Linked DNA regions of Mus musculus: all the other regions are linked to region 2. A link is a loop called in an ENCODE intact Hi-C map of the cell type or tissue named here. Cell type or tissue: left cerebral cortex. All regions are shown on one strand. Links, peaks and the distances in the headings refer to the core of each region. The heading gives the core; the rest is flanking DNA. Region 1 has its middle 18 kb from the start of Lamp3. Region 2 holds the start of Parl (presenilin associated, rhomboid-like). Region 3 holds the start of Map6d1 (MAP6 domain containing 1). Region 4 overlaps Yeats2 (YEATS domain containing 2).

Evidence for each region. Peaks named below come from ENCODE experiments on the same cell type or tissue, not always from the same donor. Only the 100,000 strongest peaks of a DNase experiment are listed, where the experiment ranks them.
Region 1: a loop joins it to region 2, with 10 times the contacts of the local background. A loop is called at or near these places in 14 of 42 quality-filtered maps.
Region 3: a loop joins it to region 2, with 5 times the contacts of the local background. A loop is called at or near these places in 4 of 42 quality-filtered maps.
Region 4: it touches region 2 in a loop (7-fold over the local background); 16 of 42 quality-filtered maps call a loop at or near these places.

Annotation. Positions count from the first base shown.
Region 1 is chr16:19,720,904-19,726,921 of GRCm38, forward strand. It overlaps the pseudogene Gm17799. Among named protein-coding and RNA genes, the nearest start is that of Lamp3, 18 kb to the left of the region's middle. In left cerebral cortex, for the core only: a CTCF peak has its summit at 3,423 (motif pointing right); no DNase peak of the experiment used is centred there.
Region 2 is chr16:20,299,134-20,305,151 of GRCm38, forward strand. Parl (presenilin associated, rhomboid-like) reads right to left here and starts at 3,229. Exons shown (of 10, transcript NM_001005767.4): 1 at 3,076-3,229. The coding sequence starts at 3,194. In left cerebral cortex, for the core only: a CTCF peak has its summit at 3,334 (motif pointing left); DNase peaks (open chromatin) are centred at 2,790 and 3,297; H3K4me3 peaks cover 1,818 bases; H3K27ac peaks cover 513 bases.
Region 3 is chr16:20,236,694-20,242,631 of GRCm38, forward strand. Map6d1 (MAP6 domain containing 1) reads right to left here and starts at 4,665. Exons shown (of 3, transcript NM_198599.2): 1 at 4,241-4,665; 2 at 1-11. The coding sequence starts at 4,620. It overlaps Gm41431 (a long non-coding RNA gene), which reads left to right. Exons shown (of 2, transcript XR_875948.1): 1 at 1-44; 2 at 146-819. Gm49566 (a long non-coding RNA gene) reads left to right here and starts at 4,765. Exons shown (of 3, transcript XR_003951848.1): 1 at 4,765-5,060; 2 at 5,188-5,452. In left cerebral cortex, for the core only: a CTCF peak has its summit at 550 (motif pointing left); DNase peaks (open chromatin) are centred at 1,025, 2,186, 2,600, 3,910 and 3 more places; H3K4me3 peaks cover 1,985 bases; H3K27ac peaks cover 4,729 bases.
Region 4 is chr16:20,211,153-20,217,170 of GRCm38, forward strand. It overlaps Yeats2 (YEATS domain containing 2), which reads left to right. Exons shown (of 31, transcript NM_001145930.1): 21 at 417-597; 22 at 2,115-2,243; 23 at 3,239-3,340. Among named protein-coding and RNA genes, the nearest start is that of Gm41431, 22 kb to the right of the region's middle. In left cerebral cortex, for the core only: a CTCF peak has its summit at 2,640 (motif pointing right); a DNase peak (open chromatin) is centred at 2,646.

The DNA of each region.
Region 1 (6,018 bases), core at 719-5,718, 580 kb before region 2:
GTAGGTTTAAGTTACTTGGGTTTGGAGATCTTGTTAAACCTATAAATAGCCAATCCACACTTGAGAAATTGGTGAGGGATGATAGCAGAGGGACCTGGCTCAGTCGTGTTTGCTCCTTATAGGAAATGCCACATGAGACATGTTTAGGTGATTGTCCTACACTGGTGCCTACTGATGTCAGTAACATCAGTGAAGATGAAAAAAACAGGCTTCCTGTAAAGTCTGCAAGGGGCCTTGTCCTCTGTCACCACCCTCTATGATCCAGAAAGGCACACACAGTGTTGAGATACCAGGGGCCACAGAGCCACCTGCTGACAGACAGGGTGCAAGTCCACCTTGGTGACTCTCATACTAAGGAGGGAAGAATTGGCAGGCAATTATAGAAATGCGGGCCTAAGGAATTCTGGCTACTTAGAAGACTGAGCCCTGGGGGCAGGGATGCCCCAAGATGGAAACATTGTTTGCTGTTACTGGCTCCCTAAAGGAGAGAGATCAGAGGGAAGCTCCGGGCAAAGAACAGAGGGCTGTCATGCACTTAGCTCAACTATTCCAGGGCTTACCTTAGCCATGTCCACTCTAAAATATAAAAAATATTGAACTTATAAAAAAGACAGATCCTCCAAGCTCTACTGAGACTCAGGGTCCACTTCCCTCTGTCTGTGCCACTTGTGACAGAGACAGTGAAAGAAACTACCATGTTCAGTAATGGAAGCCAGTGGCCTCTGCTGCTCTTCCACCTCCTCTGTGAATGTGGAGGTAAATGGGACACCCATAGGACCCCAAGCTGGTTTAGAGCTAGGTTTTCATTGAGAAGTGCACATTTTATATCTCAACATAGTGTATACATAGAAAATAAAAGGTCAACAAAATTAAAATGAAAACATATAGGGCAGAATTTCCCCTTACACTCAGTGATGCCCTTGTCTGTCTCATCCTGTCCCTTCCCATCCACAGGGTCTGTTCTATTCTACAGAATAGAGCTGAAAACATGATACAGGAGGTGGGGCTGGGGAAGTCACAACATCTCAACATCCAAATGTTCTGGACCTCAGCCTCCCAGGGATGTTGATACAGAGACAATACTCTATTCACCTGGTCGCACCATGGCTCCTGGAAAGCCCAGGATTCTCAGGCCCTGTAAATCTTGGAGAGCACTCTGCAGTCCAAGCACCAGAACACAGGGAGAAGCGGGTAGCTCGTAGGCATCAAATCCATGACAGTTATTGATCATCAGGCCAAAGGCCGTAAGTGGGCCCTGACCTCTGAACAACCGTCCCTCCCTTGCCTCGTCCCTGCTAGTTCCTAATCTGCCTTTGCTTGTACCTTAAGTCATCTACATGTTTAGTCCTCTCCTGCCTTCACTGACATAGGCTCTACTGCCCTGTCTTGGGTATAAAGGCTTTAGCAGCACTGAAGGCACACAGTCTCAGTCAGGATCTTTTCAGTCACCAGAACGGATGCAAGTAAGCAGAGAGGCAGCCACTATCTACTGCTCAAAATCAGCAGATCTGGGTTTGAGTCTCACTGCCACTCAATAGAGATGTCATTTATTCTCTTTGACCACACAACTTCTTTTTAAAAAAAAAATCTCTAAAATCAGAATAATTCCTAGTTTACAATGCTGGTAAGAAGATTAGCTATAATTCAGAAAAATGAGATCCCTGTTCATCATAGAAATTCAATAAATAGTACTTGTGATGGTCATGGCTAGTAATCACCACAGTAAAACTGAAGCAAGGCTCTGGGCAACTCTGGTCTTTCCAGTATGTTAGCATACTTATTTTGGGGTAGAATTCACTTGCCATGCCTCATCATCATATACTCTCAGGATATATGAAACCAGTTATAAAAGTATCAAATGGTTTTAAACTAGAGCACACATGCACACGCACAAACACACACACACACACACACACACACACACACCATATGTGGTGGGGGAAAGGTTTGACAGGTTGTTGGTGGTGGTTGGTGGTTTATGGGTTTTTTGTTTTGTTTTTGTTTGATTGATTGATTGATTGATTGATTGATAACAGCAAACTTTTAAAGGACAGATACATTCTTGCAATATGTGGAGAATGACTGTCCTCAAAGCCAGCAGCTGGCAAAGGAGTTGTTCTCTGAGTTTTGAAGTCACTTTCAGGCTGTGTGGCAAAATAAGTAGACTGTTAATTGAGGTTGGGTAAGAGGAAAAGCGAACCACAGACCTTCGTAGACAAATGCTGTAGTTCACACCACATGGTTCCCTGCATGGATTAGGGAATATAGTTTTAATAATTTTATAGTTCTAATGTGTAATTCTGATTAAACATATTGAGTAGAATTTACCAAATAAAGCTGTCAGTAAATTTAAAGTAGCCTTAATGCCGCATCTTCTTGTGCAGTGCCAGCCTCCTCCCGTAAACAAAATGGTGGAGGTCGGTGTGAACGAATTTGGCTGTATTGGACGCCTGGTTACCAGGGCTGCTGTCTGCTCTCCACTTGGCAAAGTGAAGATTGTTGCCACCAGTGACCCCTTCATTGACCTCAACTACATGGTCCACATGTTCCAATATGACTCCACCCACGATGGCACAGTCAAGGCCGAGAATGGGAAGCTTGTCATCAACAGGAAGCCCATCACCATCTTCTAGAAGCAAGATCCCGCTAATGGGCCGTGATGGCCGAAGGGCTGCCCAGAACATCATCCCTGCATCCACTGGTGCTGCCAAGGCAGTGGGCAATGTAATCCCAGAGCTGAACGGGAAGCTCACTGGCATGGCCTTCCGTGTTCCTACCCGCAATGTATCCGTTGTAGATCTGACAAGCCGCCTGAAGAAACCTACCAAGTATGATGACATCAAGAAGGTGGTGAAGCAGGCATCTGAAGGCCCACTGAAGGGCATCCTGGGCTACACTGAGGACCAGGTTGTCTCCTGCGACTTCAACAGCAACTCCCACTCCTCCACCTTTGATGCTGGGGCTGGCATTGCTCTCAATGACAACTTTTTAAAGTTCATTTCCTGGCATGACAATGAATACGGCTACAGCAACAGGGTGGTAGATCTCATGGCCTACATGGCCTCCAAGAAGTAAGAAACCCTGGACCACCCACCCGAGCAAGGACACTGAGAGCAAAAGAGAGGCCCTCGGTTGCTGAGGAGTCCCTATCCCAACTCTGCCCCCAACACTGAGCATCTCCCTCACAGTTTCCATCCCAGACCCGCATAATAACAGGAGGGGCCTAGGGAGCCCTCCCTACTCTCTTGAATACCATCAATAAAGTTAGCTGCACCCCAGATAGATAGATAGATAGATAGATAGATAGATAGATAGATAGATAGATAGATAGATAGATAGATAGATAGATAGATAAAGTAGCCTTAACAAAATAAATGTTTTTGATAAATTAGAATTTGAAGACAAAATTGTGCCTTTTCTCTTATTACCCACTAGGTGGCAGAATGTAACCATGGTATATCCTGCTGACAGTTCTTATTGGCAAAGATGTTAAATGAGTGAACTAATTTCTTTTATTATTATTATTATTATTATTATTACGTATTTTCCTCAATTACATTTCCAATGCTAGCCCAAAAGTCCCCCATGCCCTCCCCCGCACTCCCCTACCCACCCATTCCCACTTTTTGGCCCTGGCATTCCCCTGTACTGGGGCATATAAAGTTTGCGTGTCCAATGGGCCTCTCTTTCCAGTGATGGCCAACTAGGCCATCTTTTGATACATATGCAGCTAGAGTCAAGAGCTCCGGTTAGTTCATTTCTTTTTAAAACCAGCAATATTTTTCTATTCCTTTAAACTAAGCACATTCCTAACGTTCAACCCCAGAATGTCAACCAAAGTTCACGATTTCCATTGGTAGCAGAGGATCTTCTCTAAAGCCACGCTTAAGGCCTGGGCTCCTCTTCTTGTCTTCCAGAGGATGATGGATAACTATGGCTGAGGGTCAGATGCTAACAGAGAACTTGGTACAAAGGCTAAGAGCGTCTGCATGTTTATCCTTACAAGGCTGTGTTTAATCCCATCATGTAAAATAAATGATAAAGGAATTTAAGCATAAAGAGACAAACCTGCTTTTCAAGCGAGACTGGAGAGATGACTCAGGGGTTAAGAGCACTGGCTGATCTTTCAGAGGACCCATCTAGTCTCCAAAATTAACATGGTGGCTCACAACTGCCTGTGGCTCTGGTTCTAGGGTTCAATGCCTTGTTCCAGCCTTCTCAAGCACTGCATGTATGTGGTGTACAAACATACCTGCAGGCATTCACACATACACATGAAATAAAAATAAAAAAATCTAAAAACAAAAAACAAGGCTCTGCTTCTCATTTGCTCTCTCGAACTCTCACAGGATGGAGCACTAAAATGCTCCCAGGGGGACAAGACGGAAATAGGATATTTTATTTGGTGCAGCTTGGGCTATGTCTGCTGAATCTAATGGGGCACAAGTATAATAGGATTCAAGAAATTCACTAGACTGGATGTGGGCACAGGATGTGGGTTCCAGGGAAACCCTGAATGTTGAATGTGACATGGGCAGCTGGAGGGAGCACAGGTAGCCCATCTGGGCCTACGCTGCTATGCCTCTCTCTACCAGTGACTACAGGGTCACTGGTGAGAAACAGGGCTAATGTCACTATGAAGTTCCATAGGAATGGAGACAGGATGGGAGGTCGAGCTGAGCAGGTGGAAGCTGCAGAATTAGGGGAGATCCATACTCAAAAAGTATGGCTATGTGATCCCTGGTAGAGAACATGGCAAGTGTCACTGGCTGGGTGACTTTGGGTATCACCCAAAGATTTGTAGAAGGGACAGACGCAGGCAGTAATGCAGGGCCATGAGGACTAGAATCTTCAATGAATTCCCAACAATGTCTACTACTCACCTGAATGCTTAAGACTTCAAAAATACTCCTAACATAAAATGTTAAATATGAGCCTTTTATTAAGGCAATAATATATGCAAAATCATAGACATATATGTCTGTTGACTACCTCTGTTAATTTCCTTTTCATGGTGGATATTTAGGAGCTACCATACCAACAATAAAAATTAGCACCTATAAGCAGTTTGGATTACCCTTATATGACAGAGGCTGCTATTATTAAATCCTAAGATAATAATAACTAGAGCATTACATTTTGATATAAATTTTAGCTTTTATCATTAAAAGGCAAAAGCTATTTTCTAACTACTTGTTCTGTTGTATTTCAAAAACCAGTTTCTCAGGATTCTTATCTTGTCTAATCTAAGCTAAAGAGAAAGAAAGTATTAATTTTAAAAGGAAGCTTTTGGTTCCTTCTCTGCATGCATAAATTGGCAAATGATACAAATTCTTTGGTATTTTTTAAAACATCTATTTGTTGTGTATTATGCTGGTTAATCTCCATGGCTAACACACCTGGGAAGAGGGACCTTCAATTGAGAGACTGTCTTCATGGCCTATGGGAATGTCTGTGTGGTATTTTCATGATTCAAATGATGAGGGAGGGCCCAGGGCCCATCCCATAGTGAGCGGTAGCATCCCTCTGTAGATGGGCTTGGACTGTGTAAAAATGCTAGATGAACATCCAGAGAAAGTGAGCTTTCTCTAGTGAGCAGTGGTCCCCATGGTCTCTGACTCAATTTCTGTTCTGCTCTGAATTCCTGACTTGGCTTCCCATGATGATATACTATAACCTGTAAGACCAAATAAATTCTTTCCTTCTTGAGTTGCTCTTGGTCAGTGTCTTATCACAGTAACAAAGAACCAAACCACAACATGCATGGTAGTATGTTTACACGTGCTTATCTTTCTATATATATGGCAGTGATTGGCTTATGAATAAGTGGACATGTTAATTGAGACTTCTAAGCTACTCCAAATTATTTCTAGTTTATAATATAACTAAAATTTTAGGGGTAAATTCTAGGGCTAAAATTTAGGGATAAATAGTTTAAAAGGTTTAGTCAAGCTGTTACTTGATAAATCATTGTTTCCACTCTGATTCTATATATGGTCTTAAGGGAAAAGAAAATCC
Region 2 (6,018 bases), core at 380-5,379:
ACGGGAAGGTTCTGTCTCAAAAAAAGAAGAAAAAGAGAGAAAAATAAGGTGAGGGAATTGAGATTTAAGTCAGTAGAACGCTGGACTAAATGCAGTCAGTAGAACACTGGGCTCAATCCCAGCTCAGCACAAACCAGGGATGGTAGCATACACCCCAGCCCTCAAGAGAAGGAAAGAAGCAGGGCACTATCAAGTTAGAGGTTACACTGACCTTGGTAAGACCCTGTCTCAAAATAAATAAACAAAAAAGCTTCCCTTTCTAATCTAATCCCGTCCTTCATGTCTAGATTACATTTAACAACTTGGTTTCAGAAGATTATCCACTTACTCAACCAATGCTAAGGCAAATAGTAAGTAGTGCTGAACTCCCTTCAATGACATCAGCAATCTGAGAAGCAAACACCATTGAACAGTCAATCCCAAATGCTATTAATCCTTTCCCCTTGCCTACTTTTTCTTAGTGGCTAGGAAAGCAATATCCTTGTTTTCTAGCCTTCTGTATGGTAATATCTCATACCACTGGCCTGCCTCTCCATCACCCCCTCCCCACCCACCCTCAACCCCACTCCTCCACCCCGTCTCACTCAGACAGACAGACACACACACGTGCCTCTATCTTTCTGGCTTGAATAGGATGTAATATCTAAAGCTAAAACAGTTCTCTTTAAAGCCAAGATAAAGGTCAAGGAATTTACACTTAAACCCTGACATTTTGGAGTATAGTACAAAGACAGCAGTCGCTTCTTCCCTCAAAACATCTTAGAAAAAATAATTCCCACTTATCTAGTCATCAGTTTTATAGCCAAATGCATTCCTAAGTAATTTTTTTTCTTTTTAAAAGCCTTATTCTTTTTAAAAATTCAATTCCTTACATGTATGGATGTTTTGTCTGCATGTACGCCTGTGCAACTCATGTGTCTGATGCCTTGGAGGCCCAAAGAGGGTAACAGATTTCTAGGCCTGGAATTACAGGCAATTGTGAACCATCATTTGAGTGCTAGGTATTGAACCTAGGTCCTCTAGAAGAGTACTAAGTGCTCTTAACCCCTGAGCCATGTCTCCAGCCCCAAGAGCGTTTAATTTTATGTATATGGAGGTTTTGCCTATATGTATGTTTGTGCACTACATGTGTGCCTGGTGCTAGCAGAGGCCTAAAGAGGCCTTTAGCCCCTGGAACTGGGTTCCAGACAGTTGTAAGCAACCATGTGGAAACTGGGCATCAAACCCAGGTCCCCTGTAAGAGCAGAGAATCTTGAGTGCTGAGCTAAGAGCTCACGAAGCCCAGGAAGAGTTTAAAGTAGCCAAAGTAGGTCTAATAAATAAAGTGATCAGTTCCCACTGAACTAAACCAAATGATCATCATCAGAATGCATTCATTATACAGAACTAAACTTGTAACCCAGTACTATTGATTTCTCTTGCTAGACAAGAATCCTGAAGGACAGGAGTGCAGCAACCTAAACTTAACCATATCATAAAATCTTATAACTCCTGTAAAGGGAGAACCGTGTGTGGGCTGGCAGGTGCCTGAGGACCTTGTGTTTGTATCACCTTTGCCTTTGTATCACCACATAAAGTGTTTATAAAATGCAAACGTTGGGACCTCTTTAGAGCCACAAGGCCTGGCTCATTCTTCATGCTAATTTAGAACCACAGTGGCTCAAAACAGACTAGTGATTACAAAGCGAGCAACTCCCATTCCCTATTAAGTTCATACATGTGGAGACAAGAGCAAAGCCACTTCAGGTTCACCCACATTCTCATCTAATGCATTCTCCCATAACCACAAGATTAAGAATGTCAGTTTCCAAGTTTCCATATAAATTTTAATACCACATGTACTGAGGGGAGGGTTAGACAGGACCTCAAGTAATCCATGGTGGCCTGACAGTCTGGCTCCTACTCCTAATCCACCTCCCAAGTGCCGGGATTACTAGCCTGAGCCACCATGATAGGTAGGCTAAACTCTTTTGACAAGTTTTGTGGTGTTACTAGAGACAAGCACCCTACCAATGAGGTTCCTCAGAGATGAAGTGTCCACTTCTTTTGCTGCCTTTTCCCGAAACTATCACAGCAAATCAACAGGATCACAGAAATCTTGTTACCTCCAAGGCACCTCCCCAGTTCCACCTGTTTAAGACTTTTTTCTTCCTTTCTTTTTTCCAGTCTTCTGCTGCCCAGCCTAGCCTTGAACGCCTAACCCTGCTTACAAGCAAGTCTGACCACACCAAGCTGTTTAAAAGCAATGCCTGATTTTAAACGTTAGCCAGTAAGCTACACCATATGCAACTTTTCCACAGATGTTAATAAGCTTCACTTGAGGAGCAGGTTCTTCCGCTTTCGCCACTTTCCAAGATTCTGATTTTGGGTGGCACCTGGGAAATGAATCTACATATAGTCCAGGTGCTGTTTATTTATTTATAATTCAGCCTTTCCCAGCTTGGCTCCAACTCGCCATCCTCCTGATTCAGACTACTGAGAGTTGAGATTACAGACCTGTGCCCACCTCGGGTGAATTTTAAGATCAGGTGGTGCCTTCGCCAGGCTCAATCTCATCTCTGGCTAGCTCACACGTTTATAAAGACCTCAGGCCCCTTGGTGTGTATGGTACCATCAATTAGGTAGAAGTTGCAAAGTTGACATCTTCGGACTAAGTTTCAACGTCAGTATTAATTCAACTGCTATGGAATTTCTCTTCTATTACACTTCATGTAAGATCCGGCCGGCCGGAAAGGCCACGTGCTTCCTACAGCAGTACAGCCCTTTCAAGAATATGAGCCGGACATGCAATTAACGCTCAGAAGTTCCCCTTTCCATCACATCCCTCGGAACTACTAGGAAAGACCGCGGGTCCGGAGAACCGGGCCGGGCTCGGCCAGACACCTCTCGCGGCTCGGCACCCAGAAGCCAGTAGGGAAAGGAGGACCAAGGAAAAGCTAGGCAGGGAGGAGTCAGCTTTAGCAAAGACCTCGTAAACAATGGAAAGCGGGAGCCCCACACGGCTACCTATCCCCCGAGGATGCGCGCAACCCCAGCTCATGGGAAGCCGGGGGAGCTGGAAGCGGCGGCCATTACCTGCGTCCAAGCAGCCGCGGGGCCTGGGTCGCAGAGAGCTCCCGGTAGCCGCCACCCAAGGGAGGCGCCCACGCCGGACCGCAGCGCCAGCCTCGCTGTACCCAACCTTGCAACGCCATCTTCCCAACCTCTGCCCCACCATGGCCCGACCTCTCTAACCCCGGCCTAGAAATCACTTCCGGGGCGAAGAAAAAAAAAAAAAAAAAAAAGCCACACAGCGCGGAGGAGTGGTCTAGAGCGCCACCTGGAGGCCGTTCAGTTCCGGTCTTCCTCTTCTCAGACCAGCGCCACCTTGGAAGTTTCTGGTGAGAGTGACTGGGGAAAACTTGAGGCTTTGAGTAACGCTGTGTTATCAGACACCCTCAGGTTATCACATTTAACCACAAGACACCGTTTCACTGTGCTTTATAGTCTCAGAAAAGGGAAATGGCCCTGTACAGTGGCAACCTTAACTCGCCAGGCTTGGACATCTGTCTGATTGTGAAAAGCAGAAAACGATTTATTAAATGGGACCACACTGAGAGGATGAAATTCAATGACTCCCCACGTTCATCTTCCAGGTCTAACATAAAGATAAGGTTTAAATGGAAGGCAAGAAGTGTGCAGTATAAGGAAATTGTGTCCCCTCACCAATCACCCTTCACCCGTCACCCCCGACCCCTGATCCAGCCTCCTTCTCCAAGCCTGCCCCCTTGACAAGTTGCAAATCCTTCTGTAGTTACTGGCTGCCCCCAGAAACTCAGGCTTTTTCCTTCCAGCATGAGATTTCTGGGGTGGTTCCATTACTGAAGTTTGATAGCCAAAGACAGAGCCCCAAGTGTTTCAGTTGAAGAAGCAAGGGAAGGGAGAGGGTCTCCTACACCTGAGTCTGGTTGATCTCTAGACAACTGAGAGTCAAGTATCCCAGCACAATTAACATTTGCTTTGAGAACAATGTTCCCTTTCTACAGGAATGTTTCAAATAAGAATGTTACAGTAGCAGGGAATCATGTGTAATGCCTAAGCATGGCATGTTTCCTTTCCTAACTATAAATCCGCAATTTTCTAGAACTCACAACAAACCTCACTTATAGTAAAAGAGACTTTTTAACTCCCTCTGCAATTTTATGGCCCTTGGTTTATATTATTAGATTGGAGTCTATCAGAAGCACCTCCAGGACTACTCTGTCATCTCATTTATTTCAAGAGGGAAAAGGAGAATGGGTGGGGGTGGGGGTCCCTTAGAAACTCTTCTGTTACTGGTGGTAAAGGTCTGGGCTGAGTGTTTCCAGGCTTCGAGAATGAAGAACATGGGGAGCGACCCTTATTCAGAAAGAGTCAGAACACACTGCATAACTGTGGGTAGCAGCACCAGTGGAGATGCTTAAGGGACCCCAGTCATTGTTTGTAGCTTCTAGATATGGGATGCAGAGGAGTTTGGTTGTTAAGGGATACCCACTTTGTGTGACTCTATGTTTTCATTCACAGATTAAATACACAATTGTTTCTTATTGTCCATGTTTTCAAAGTCAGTGTAGGCCAAATGGGCCAACATAAAGATGGATGGACTGAGCCAACTGAAACCAGAACCAGTGTGGGCCAGCCTGTGTCCGTCATATATATCTCCACCCCTCTTCTCACTCCCCAGACATCACAGGCTGGCCGCCTGACTCTCAGGGTCTGTGCAGAGTCTGCAGAATTTGGCTTGTTTTAGGCTATTTGCTGCATTGCTTTACCTCCCTCCCTCCACTCTACCTTTAGCCACGACTTCACTACCCACCTTGTCCCTGTTGCCCTCCTATTTAATTTCCCTCCTTTAGTTTTTCTCTATCAACCTAGTCCAGCCACTTGCTTTCTTTTTTTTTTTTTCTTCTCATTCATGACGTGCTACCAGTGTTTTGTGGTTTTTTTTCTTTTAGGTTTGGGGGTTTGTTTGTTTGTTTGTTTCTTGAGACAAGGTTTTGCTTGTGTAGCCCAGGCTGACCTAGAACTCACTCTATAGAGCAGGCTGGCCTTCATCTCACAGAGAACCACCTGCATCTGCCTCCCAAGTGCTGGGAGTAAAGGCTTTTTTTCTTAGTTAAGGGTTGTTTTGTTTTGTTTTGTTTCTAATGGAGGCTGGAGGAACAACTGGTGGATTAAGAAGATTTCATTTCCAGAAGCCCCCAGTTTAATTCCCAACACTCATGTTAGGTAACTCACAACTTCCTGAAATTCTAGCTCCAAATGATTCATGCCCTCTTCTGGTTCCTGAACACACACACACACACACACACACACACCAAACCAGGCATGGTAGTGCATGTTTTTAATTCCAATACTTGAGAAATAGAGGCAAACAGATCTCTGAAACTTTGAAGCTAGATAGTCTATATAATAAGACTGTCACAATAAACAAACAAACAAACAAACCACCACAAAATAGCAGCTCAAAACGTTATAGAAACCCACTATTTTGGAAACTAATTAAAAAATATAATTTAAAAAATATCTTGAACACAGGTACCCCCAAAAGACATAAGGTATTAAGTGAACATCCCAGTGCTGTGTGTGTTTGCATCCTTTGAGTTATTGGGTAGGAGCCCTGCACCACAAACAGTATAGCCTATTGCCATTGTTCTTGGTTTCCCACCATAACTATATAGTAAGATTCTATGATGAAGACAGATTTTGGTTGCAGGACAGAAAAATCAAGCTGGAAGTGACCTGGGGACTTCTTTCCTGCTGGCTGTCTTTCATATGCCAGCAAATGCAATTCAGGCCACTGGGGGAGGAAGGTCATCTAAACTGTTACTCAGGATGAGTACTGGGCCGATAGTGATAGGGAGTTTATGAGGAAAGCCAATGACTTCCACATCAGATTTGAGGCCTGCTCTATTGGAGGAAATACATGCCTTGTACCACAAAGATGATCTAATGCCATGGCTGCAAGGTCATCGGCCCTGATGGGAACCTACTTCTGCC
Region 3 (5,938 bases), core at 36-5,035, 63 kb before region 2:
GGAATTCCTGTCTGCAACAGAATACAATCTCAACCTTGCACAGGGTCAGTCATTCCTTTCCTGCACCCTAGCTTCTTAAAAGAAGCCCTAATCACTGGTGGTCTGCTTCAGTTCCTAGTGATGCTTTATCCTTCCTCACAAGCAGGACCAGATGCACCAGCTGTTCCAAGCAGATGGACCACCTTAGGAAGAGTTGCTCTTCTGTTCGCTCCGCCAAGAAGCCTCAGCCACCCAAATTCAGGAAAACAGTGGCAGAAAGCCCTTGGAAGAAACTTACACTGGTCAGGACTCACATGATGGAAGGAAAGAACCAAGTCTCCCATGGGTCTTCTGGTCTCCACATGTATGTCTTGATATGTGCACATGATATGCATGTACATACACAGGCACAACAAATGTAAAACGAACCAAAAACTCTTTAGTAAGTCACAGGGTTAGATAAATGACTTAGCAATCATGTATATACTCCTCTTGCAAAGGGCTACAGTTGAGTGCCCAGCACCCACCTCACAATCACCAGGAACTCCAGCTTCAGGGGACCTGATGCCCTCTTCTGGCCTGTTAGGAACCTGCCCTCACATGCACAAACAGAAATACACATGACTTTTAAAAGTAAAACAAAATCTCTTTAAAAATCTGAGAGTTACAGTAGCCATCTCAAAACAAAAACCTCCAAGCTGGTCTGCAGTCTGAGCTCCCATAAGCCACTTCACTGGAAAGAAAGAACTGGCTAACTTAGTGCCTTGTCACTAAAAAGGCTCAATTCTACTCCTGGGGACCTCTTAATCTTGTCAATGACCCTACTAAAGAGTAAACTCAGCAAGGCCATTGTGTTGTGTAATACCCACCCACCCATGACCACAGGCGCAGGACTCAGCCAGCCAGGGCCAGTGTCTGCCTGTGCTAGGCCCTTCCCCTACACTGGCCCTGAAAACAAGGGAGTCTTTTCTTGGCAGCATCAGAGCTGATCCTCACTGAGCAGGCAGATGGCATGGGCACGGGAAGCTGTTGCCTGCTGCGGTCAACACTGAGTTTTGGGTGTAAAGAAGAGCTGAGCCAGGGCCTGTCATAATTTTTGCTTCCTAAGCTTCAAGGTTCTAAGGACCAGCTGTCTAAACCATTCGCTGTTCTCTTTCTCCTGGGAAGGCAGAGCCTCCCCTGAGCATGTCCTTCTGTCCCCAGCTATCTCTGAGCTGTGCTCCAGGCAGCCTAAGCCAGCTGCTCTGAGGTGACAGCAGGGGACTCAAAGCAGGAAGAACCTATAGCAGTCCCTGGGGTGTTGCAGAAGATGTTCCAGCCAAGAGGGCTTGTGATAGAATAGAAAAAGTGGCATCAGAGGTAGAATTACCAGAGCCCTGGGTACCCATGGAGGACTATGAGTAAGGTGGACTATAGATTACGCCAAGATTAATGAAAGAATACAAGCCTCGCTGTGCTCCTTAAAAAGCATCAAAGGCTTAATATGTAGCCTTGGCTGCCTGGAACTTGCTATGTAAACCAGAGCTGACCTTGTACTCCTAGAGATCCACCTGCCTCTGCCTCCCAAGTGCTAGGATTAAAGGTGTGCACAACCATGCCCAGGTACTCCCTCCCCCATCCCACCCCCACCCCCACCCCACCCCACCCCCATCTTACATGGACCTGACCAGCCTCAAAAGAATTATGGAAGCATTGTTCTGGGAGGAGCTAGGCAGCTAGAGAGCTCCAAGACAGCTCCTATGCCTATCTGGCCAGACAAATAAGGCAGACCACTCCTTCCATGACAACCAGAAGACAAATGAAGCAGGACCTGTTAGCAGGGAGAGATGGAGGCCTAAGGGGTCCATAGCACTTAAAGACTGTAAGTCAGGAGTGGCCACAAACCTAATCTATTACTTTTGGGTTTCTCAATTGTTTTCTGAATGCCTCTAGCAGTTCACTTGGGTGAAGTATATCTTACAAGATGAAAAGTAGTATGGGATTACTCCAGCCTCTGGGTCCCAGAGGCCAGAGAGTTTAGTGCTGAGGAAGATCAGTCGTTATCCTGGGCTGGTCTTGGGGGTGAGTGAGGACTGGTCAGCCAGGCTCTTAGTATTCCATCCAGTTCTCAGGGAAGGAAACTGTTCCAAAGGCAGAGTTTATACTTGGAAAAGCAAGCCCCCATCTGTCAGTGATTTTCCATGGCTGACTTCAAGACTCAATTTGAGAAACTGTCTCCGAGGAGGTGGCCAACGACGATCTGTATAAACCATTTTAGGGAAGGACTACAGAATTGGTGCTTGAGTCCCACTCCTTTCTGTGCTGTTCAGAGCCATGTGTTTTGAACTACTAGCTCAATTTCTCATTTGTAGAGGAATAGCAAGAACCATCATGTTAAGGGGAAAGCAGTAGCCAACACCTTACCATCAACAGAGCTTGGGGGACCCTACAAGGACATTCAGCGGGCCATTGGCTCCATGTGGGTAAAACAGCTTCTCATAACCAGCCATGATTTTCTGGAATATCCCTTATGAAGAGGGGCTTGTACCAACATCCCCACGCCACTAGTTATGAAAGGTGGCTTCCTGTCTTCCCTGCAAGCCCAACCAGTTGTTTGACGGCTAGATTCTCAAGCCATTGCAGAGTCATGCGCAGGCAGGACCACTGGAAGGACCGTGAACATTCAGACCTCTCCTGCAGGGGATTCAGGTTCCTACATTGGCAGTCAGTAAGCCTGCCTGCCTGCCCTGCCACCAGCAATGCCAGACAGCTCCACTTGAGTCCACGAACACAAGGCCTTGCCCTGCACCACACACACCCATTAAGTACCTTAAGGAACAGAGTCTTAAGGTGGAACCTGTCCTGCACTTTGGCCCCCTTTGACATGTGTGTGTGTGTTTGAGATTCACCATCTGTACCTGCAGGGCTTCAGTGTCCCACCCTATGACAGACCCATAACTAGTGCATCCCCAATATCAGGACAGCAGGGCTGTGACCATCTATCTGTACAGTGTCTCCATGTGCCATTTTTATTATGTTTTAAGTTTTCTTTTTAGTTATGTGTATGTGTGGGTATCTTGAGTGTGGATATGTGCAGTGAGTGTGGATACCCCAGAGCCTTGAAGTTAAGAGACAATTGTGAGATGCCTGGCTTGAGTGCTGGAACTGAACTCCCATCCCATGGAAGAGCAGTGCACTCTCTTAATCACTGAGCCACCTCTCCAGCCCTATGGACCTTTTTAGTCCTGAGCTCCCATCCCACCTTCAAGGAATCTAGACAACAAAATTCCTAAAATATTCAAACACCTGTAATAAATATGGAGTGGTGTTTTAAATAGTCCCAAACAAGGCATCACAGATGAGACCAAAAAAAAAAGGGGGGGTGGGGGGCTTATGCCTGTGGCTATATGCCTAACAAAGGGCTAACATACATTACAGTTATTAACATTCAGAACATCTATCTATGGTCAAACATTACATTAAGTTAAAAAAAAAAAAAGTAATGGAGTTATAATGTGTGAGCCTGACAATCCGAGAGATGGATCCCTGGAATCCATGGCAGAAGGGGAAGAGGAGTGACTTTCTAAAGTTGTCTTCTGATCTGCTCGCCCCTCCTCTCGCCCCCCTCTCCACACTAATATATATTAAATATTTTAAAACATCGCAACAGCAAGAATAAGATCGTGGAGGAAACTGAATGTGTATGCATTCATTGTATACTAAGAATTAGGAAGATCCATCTGTTTGGGAGGGGAGGCGTGAGGGTGTTAAGGCAGAATTTGTTATTTTTATTTCTAATTCCCCCATTATGAGCATTCATTACTCTTCTATGTAGAAAGAAGAGGCAAGAAGTCCTCAGTTGTCCAAAGCTGTTAAGGGTGCAAAGGACCTTCCTTCTGTGGGATCTTGAACAGCGCAGGCACTGGCCCTGGGCACGGCGTGGGGCGTGGGATGAGGGGCTGTGCACCGCCCTCTTTGCTCACCCCACAGAAGTTAAAAAAGAACAATCTGAGACCGAAGGAGGAGGAATCAAATCGAGGGAGGGGTGCTCTCTTACGAGGTGCGCTCATCCTGGATCCCAGGGTAGGGAGCAATTGGGAACACAAGGCGATGCCTGCAGTGTCAGGAGACCAAAGATGACCCCGAAGCTCCCCTGTCACTCTCCAGATCCTGTGGTATTCAGCCTTCGTGCTCTCCCCGCCCCCACCCCGTTTCGGGGCTCCGTTTCCTCCCACCGCAGGTCCAGATTCGAAGCATTCCTCTGCCGCAGCCAGCTACCCACCTATAAGACGTGGTCGCTACTACAGCTGCGTCCGCGTCCCCGACCGGCAGCACGTAGACCGTCCGGGTGGGGGGCGCCGAGGACTGGCCTCTGCGGCCGCCCGGCCCCGATGGGCGCTCTTGAGCCGCATCCCGGGACCCGGCGCGCGCGGTTCGCACACCGAAATCGCGCTGGTACTGGGTGAGCGGCACAGCGCGGCTGGACTCCCGCGCGCCTGCGACCGACGGGTTCCCGCGCGAGACGCTGCAGTCTGCGCCCGACTCCTCGCTCCCGGGGTCCGAGTAACCATGCAGAGTCAGCGGCACCGCTACGTCCGAGCGGTCCAGCTGGTTCCATCGCCGGGCCAGGCAGCACAGCCGGCTGATGCAGGGCCACGCCATGCCGCTCGGCCGCGCGCCTGCGCCGCGCGCGCGCACTACCCCACTGCCCCCGCGCAACCCTGAGCCCCGCAAGGACGGCCTGCGGGCAGTCCTAAACCCAGAGTTCCCCCAATGTGAGCTCAGAAATCAGACCTGGGCTTCATCGAGAGCGAGGTCGGAAGGAGGCATTTCCTCACCGTCACTAAGCCTGCTACTTTTTTTTTTTTTTTTTTTAAGGAACAATCAATCCATCAAGAAGGCTCTGGCGGCAGGACCAGAGAACTCTGTTGGCATTTGTGGACACGGGTGGCTGCAAAATAGATTTAAACTGTGCCTAGCGGACTCAGCGACCACCCAGAGTGGAAAGGGTGGAGGCAACCAGGAAGGTGATGCAAGTGAGAACTTAGGGCCATGTCAGCTCGTGAATCTCCATTTGCTGTTTACTGTGCTGTTATAAATGGGTAACAACTAACCCGGTTTTCCTTAAGAACTGTCATAAGCTCCCAATCGTCCTTTCCCTGGGTTGTAATTACAACCCCCAAACTGGTTTCCTTTCCCTGATGTGCATGTATGCTCGTTCCATTGCAGGGCTATAATCCAGCCTGAATGAAGGTCAGTTAAATACAGAAAACATCCAGCTGCCCTCCAAGGGCTTCCCAAGTGTATCCTGCATGCACTCAGACCTGCAACCATGGAAGTGGTGGTAGTTACAACTTCTGGCTGAACCTGAGAAGCATCCAGTCTGCACCTAGGAGGACTGCCCAGTCTGGGCCCATTGGTCAGCTCATCTTCCTCAACTTCATTAGCTGCAAGTTGTACTGGAGTGACATACCATTGCTGGTTAACACCCCAGGTCTGGCTATGACCCCATACTGACAGTTAAGTCTGGAGTTGGGAAAACCTTTACTGAAGGTGCATTCATGGGTATGGTAGTTAGAATATGTTTGGCCCAGGGAGTGCCACTATTAAGAGGTGTAACTTTGTTGGAATAGGTGTGGCCTTGTTGGAGGAAGTGTGTCACTGTTCAGGGTGGACAATGAGACCCTCCTCCTAACCATGTGGGAGCCAATCTTCTCCTAGTGGCCTTTAGATGAAGATGTAGAACTCTCAGCTCTGCCTGCACCATGCCTGCCTGGGCACTGCCACGCCCCCACCTTGATGATAATGGACTGAACCTGTAAGCCATCCCTAATGAAATGTCCTTATAAGAGTTGCCTCGGTCATGGTGTCTGTTCACAGCAGTAAAACCCTAACTAAGATTATGTGGACCCCACCACCACCACCACCACTCACACACACACACAAAGTCTTCTCTCAGCCAGAGCCAACTGACTTTGTG
Region 4 (6,018 bases), core at 734-5,733, 88 kb before region 2:
AGATCTGCTGCTCTCTCTTGACTTCTGCAGGCATCTGCACAAGCATAACACACATGTACATGTGCACATATAAATAAAATTAAATCGTTAAAAACAATTGTTTTAAAGAAACTATTTTTTGAAGTTGTATGGCATGGAGTAGGCGATGGTTGAGCTTATACAGGTCTCTGCCACCAAGCCTGGCAACGTGAGTTTAATTCTCAGTACCCACATGGCAGGAAGAGAGAACCGACCACACACACACACACCTTCACATGAGTGCCATGGAACACATGCCTTCATACGTCAGCAGGACATTTCATGGGTAGTAGTGACCAAGACCTGCTGTTTACTGGTGTGCTGTGTGAGCCGCTGCCCCGGGAAAGTCACAGGGCCGCCATCTTCCTAACTTCCCTTCTGTCGCTCTAATTGAACAGTCTGAAGGATCAACCCCTGTGTCATCCTCTGTTGGTTCTATAATCAAAACTCCTGGTCAGCCACAAGTGTGTGTAAGCCAGGCCACCATGGCAACCTGCAAGGGCCCCGCTGCTGTTGCCGGCACTGCCGCGTCCCTGGTATCTGCACCAAGCTCCATCTCTGGGAAAGCCACAGTGTCAGGTAAGTGCCACGACACTCCTTCCCCCTCTTTCTCATTAGACAACGATGTTCATATTTTGTATAGTATATCATTAAATAAGCCAGATATATTTCCAGATGGCTACTTTGTTAAAGCACATTCAGTGTCAGGGTAAGGGAGTGAAGACTACAGCTAAGGAGTTGGTTCTCAGACACCAAGCTTGGCAGCAAGTGCCCTTACTCGGTGGAGTCATGGACTCATTATATGGACCAGGTTGGCCCAAGTCTCCTGCCTCTGCCTTCTGAGTATGGGGATTAAAGCTGTGCACCACCCCACCATGATTGAGACATGCCTTTGGAGGTGCTTCCTTTTTCTCTTCCTTCCATATCCTGGCTCCAAAAAAAAAGAAGAAGAAAAAGCTTTTTCTATAGCATAGGCCCCAATAAGGTTAAGGAAGTCAGGCCTGCATGATATACATTCTCTTATATATAAACACCGAAATAATGAAAAAACAGAGACGTTGTTGAGATAATCAGGGAGGGTCGCAAGCATCAGCAGGACATTGGGTGACACTAAACACTGGTTAGTGTATAATCAGAACCTTTGCCGTTATATGGCTTTTCTTTTCCTTTTTGGTTTTCCGAGACAGTGTTTCTCTGTATAGCCCTGGCTGTCCTGGAACTCACTCTGTAGACCAGGCTGGCCTCGAACTCAGAAATCCACCTGCCTCTGCCTCCCAAGTGCTGGGATTAAAGGTGTGAGCCACCACTGCCCGGCGTTTTATTGCTTTTCAACTGCTTAGCATACAATATTTTCATTAAAAACAGGAATTTGAAAACTACAAACACCAGGTCATTGTCTTACTCCAAAGCCTGTGTCTTGGCAGCAGTTACTGCTTTGCCTTCCTGTTATGCTTTTTGTTGTTTTAGGACAAGGACACTTGAAAAATAAATTAGCCGGGCGGTGGTGGCGCATGCCTTTAATCCCAGCACTTGGGAGGCAGAGACAGGTGGATTTCTGAGTTCGAGGCCAGCCTGGTCTACAAAGTGAGTTCCAGGACAGCCAAGACTATACAGAGAAACCCTGTCTCGAAAAACCAAAAAAAAAAAAAAAGAAAGAAAAAAGAAAAATAAATTATAGCCGGGTGTGGTGGCGCACGCCTTTAATCCCAGCAGTCGGGAGGCAGAGGCAGGCGGATTTCTGAGTTCGAGGCCAACCTGGTCTACAGAGTGAGTTCCAGGACAGCCGGGGCTTCACAGAGAAACCCTGTCTTGAAAAACCAAAAAAAGAAAGGGGGGGAGGGAGGGGGAGAAGAGAAGAGAAGAGAAGAGAAGAGAAGAGAAGAGAAGAGAAGAGAAGAGAAGAGAAGAAAAATAAATTATTATATCAGAGTTTTACTGTAAAATCTCCATTATCCATTGCCTCCTGCATCCAACTTTTTATTTACTAAAGAGTGATTGTTCTGGGCACTGCTTGTGGGAGAAACTGGGAGTGTCAGAGAGGGCAGGAGCTTGAAGGAAATACCTTAACTGTACTTGACATTGTCTTTCCACTTTAGGGTTGCTAAAAGTTCATTCCGCTCAGTCCAGTCCCCAGCAGGCTGTCCTGACAATTCCCAGTCAACTCAAGCCACTAAGCATCAATACCTCTGGTGGCGTGCAGACTGTCTTGATGCCTGTGAATAAAGGTGCGTGCCACCCTGGTACTGACGCAGCTCTGTCTTGGGAACCCTCCTACCGGGTAGGATGTCTCTTGGTTTTGTACAGCTTGTCAGTTAGCCTTTATGTTTCATTTCATGTGCATGAGTGGGTGCATGCAGGCATATGAGTTTAGAGGACAACTTGTGAGTTAAGTTCTCCTTCTAGAGTGTAGGTCCCAGGGATTTAACTCAGGCCGTTGTGATGCATGGTGGTAAGCACCTGTGTCCCCTGAGCACTGTAGCTTGGCTCTGTCTGCCCATTTCTAAAGATGTGTCAAAAAAGAACACCTTGAGCGTTTGTGAGTTGGCTTTATTGCATTTTTATTTTCTTAGTTTACTGGCATGCCCTCATGTCCATAGTGGAGGCTGTAACTCAGTTATTCTGCCACTAGTGGGCAGCACAGCTTAAGATTGTGGTGTACACTTAAAATGGGCTCTTGACAACATGGAGTTGGGTTATTTGTAATAAAAATAATTTCTGTCTCAAGGAAGACAGGGAAGAATGTAAGTGCCATAGGGTGGGAGTAGGGTGAAGCTTTGTTTTCTGGACAGAGCATGGCCATTACACTCAGGAATGCAGTGGCCTTGGTGATCACCTACCCAGGGCTTGCACAGGGCTGGGCCTGTCAGCTCTGTCTTGGATAGGAGATGACCTTAGAAGTCCAGCCCCTCCACAGGGGCACTGTTGGCAGTTGATGGTTACTGAGAGAAAGGGGCGCCATCTTTAGTGGTCTAAACACTGTTGAGTAGATAGCTCCACACCATGGCCCATGTGTGCAGTGCTGGTTAAAAGTCAGTCTAAAAACAAAAAGACAGGGCAGTGGGAGCAGCTTTTGGGAGACAGGGAAGCTGGTAGCATAAGAGAACATGGGGGAATGAGTGTGGCCAGGATATATTATATGCATATATAAAATTGCTGAAGATTAAATTAAGGAAAATACTAATTTCTGTCACTATTATACTCTCATCTTTCTGTGTCTTAGTGGTTCAGTCGTTTTCTACCAGCAAATTACCTACTACTGTCCTGCCCATAAGTGTTCCAAATCAAGCTGCCCCCAGCTCTGCTCCAGTAGCAATTGCCAAAGGTATGTAGGACCTCACAGTATCTTTGTTCCAAAGGTTCAGCTTTGAGTTTCAGCATCTGTCAGCTGTTTGACAAACACATACTACGCACAGTGTCATAGTCTAAAGGAAATTGACATTATGGGGCATCAGGCATCTTTTTTTTTTTTTTTTTTTTTTGGTTTTTCGAGACAGGGTTTCTCTGTGTAGTCCTGGCTGTCCTGGAACTCACTTTGTAGACCAGGCTGGCCTCGAACTCGGAAATCCGCCTGCCTCTGCCTCCTGAGTGCTGGGATTAAAGGCGTGCGCCACCACTGCCCGGCATTATCAGGCATCATTTTTGCCTTCAGTTTATAACCTGGTTCAAGAAAGCTGCATAAATAGCAAACTGTGGTCGGTAAGTACCAGACAAGTAGTCTGAAAAGTGATTACTGGCATAGTGCAGTCCAGGATTTATGTCCAGGGCTCTCAGGGACAGGACTTGTATAAACCAGACTTTTAAAGAGTAGAGAACCCTTGAGCTGTAAGGAGGTCAATGGATATAAACTTGTATGGGCTTGTGTAAACCAGACTTTTGCAAAGTAGAGAACCCTATAGTTGTAGGGAGGTCAAGGGGGCATGCTGGTTTAAGAAAACAATAGAGACAAAACTTTAAGGACTTATTTTGGAGCTTGAGCACTTAGCAATCCATTTAGGCAGCATAGTTGTGAGAAGGGAGTTTTAGTGGGAGCACACTGAGCTAGCAGTATATCCCTGAATGTAAGAATCCCTGATAGTAGAAGGTGGGTACAGTGACAGTCATCTATGACACCTAGCAGTGACGGACTCATATAGTCAAAGCTTCGAGTGTAATAGTCCCCGGTGCCTGCTACTTTGTGGATACAACACTATCAGTAATTCTTGTGTCAGTCAGTCCTTCAGTTAGCTGTCACACCCTGGATTGTGTTGGGAATACACACACCTCCCATGTGCAGGAAACAGTGTGGTTTAAATTTGTACCAGGCTGCTGCTCTTGAGGCATTCTGGAATCCCGTCATCTTGGCAGGTGGATTTATAATTTGTTAAATGCTCATTTAAAGTAGAGTATAGCTGACTGATTCAGGGCCTGGGTTTGTAGGTAAAGCTTCATTGGCATACAATCACTCCCATTTGCCTTCATAGTATTTTTCAGACTCCCAAAAGTTTGGTTCCTGCAGAGACCGTGTGACTCACAACACCTACAGTATTTATGGATAGGGAACGTTTGTTTGCCCCTGAGCAAAATTTGCTGTGACAGCATTAATGCTGCTCCACACCAGACTAGTGTGTTTAATTTTGGACCAGGACAGAGCATCTTTTATTTTGGAGTTTTATTACATTAACTGTGTGTGTGCACATTGGCATGTACACACCATGGCACCCATATAGAACTTTAAGGACGATTTTCAAGAGTTGGTTCTCTGTTCATATGAATTACCGGGACCTAATTCAGGATGTTAGGATTGGCAGCACACTTCTTTGCCCACTGAGCCTCCTCACCAGTCCTTATTTTGGTTTTAAGCAAAGTAAAATGTTCAGTGAGGTGCATAACCATTAAATACAGTAAAACCTTTTTTCAGTAAACCAAAGAGAGGGAAGACTCAGCAATACCAAATATCCAGTAATGTAGAAAGAGGAAGATGGGACAGAAACAATGGTTCCGGGCCATTGTAGATGAAGGTACTTGCCACCACGGCTCCGAGGACCTGAGTTAAGGCCCCAGGGCCCATACAGTGGAACGAGAGAGCAAATTCCCACAAGTTGTTCTCTGACTCCCCCCCCACACACACACACATGCATATGCATGCATACCAAATAAAATTAAAATACCAGAGCGGCAGATGTGTCAGCTAGAGAGATGCTCAGCAGCTAAGAGCTCTTATGCTCTTGCAGAAGACCTAGCTTGGATCCCAGTACCCACATCCCAAGCTCACAGCTGCCTATAGCTCCCAGCCTCGCCCTGGAGGAGCTGAATCTGACGCCTTCTTCTGCCTTCAGTGGCAGCCCTCACAGTCCTGGCACACATACACACACAGCCATTAATAATAAAAGTTAAAATAAAAAATCTTATAGGGACAACCCTAAACATTTTAAGAGAAATTAAAAGGAGATAAATAAAAGAATATATTATGGTTAAAAGTGCGAACACGTAAAATAAAAGAGCCAAAGTCAGACATGGTGGTGTGCCTCTCTAATCTCAACATTCTGGAAGCAGAGGCTGACGTTGGCTTTTAGTGAGACTCTCATAAGGCTGTTAATTAACTAGCTGTTTTGATAGCAGAACAATCTTGATCAGGAAGACAGGATAGCAGATAGATACTAAGGAGCCTCAGCCTTTGAAGTAGTCAAAGATTACAAAGACCCATAAAACAGAAAATAATGCCCATGATACGCCCTCTCAGTGGAGAGGGGTGGTCTTTTTGATGACAAGCAGGTGAGGAGGGAAGGGACGTGGACATACCATGTCTGAAAGCAGCGATACTCCTGCCTTACATCAAAGGTAACAGCTAGTTTAAATTAGAATATAAACTTGAATATGAAAGATGTAAAAACTTTTTCTGGAAGAAAATATGAGACACAGGATGTTGGAAAAGGGACTTAATTATGAGAACCTTGCTTTATCAGAGAATATTAAAAGCAAAAAGTCAAGCTACAGACTCTTAAGATATCCTCCATATATATA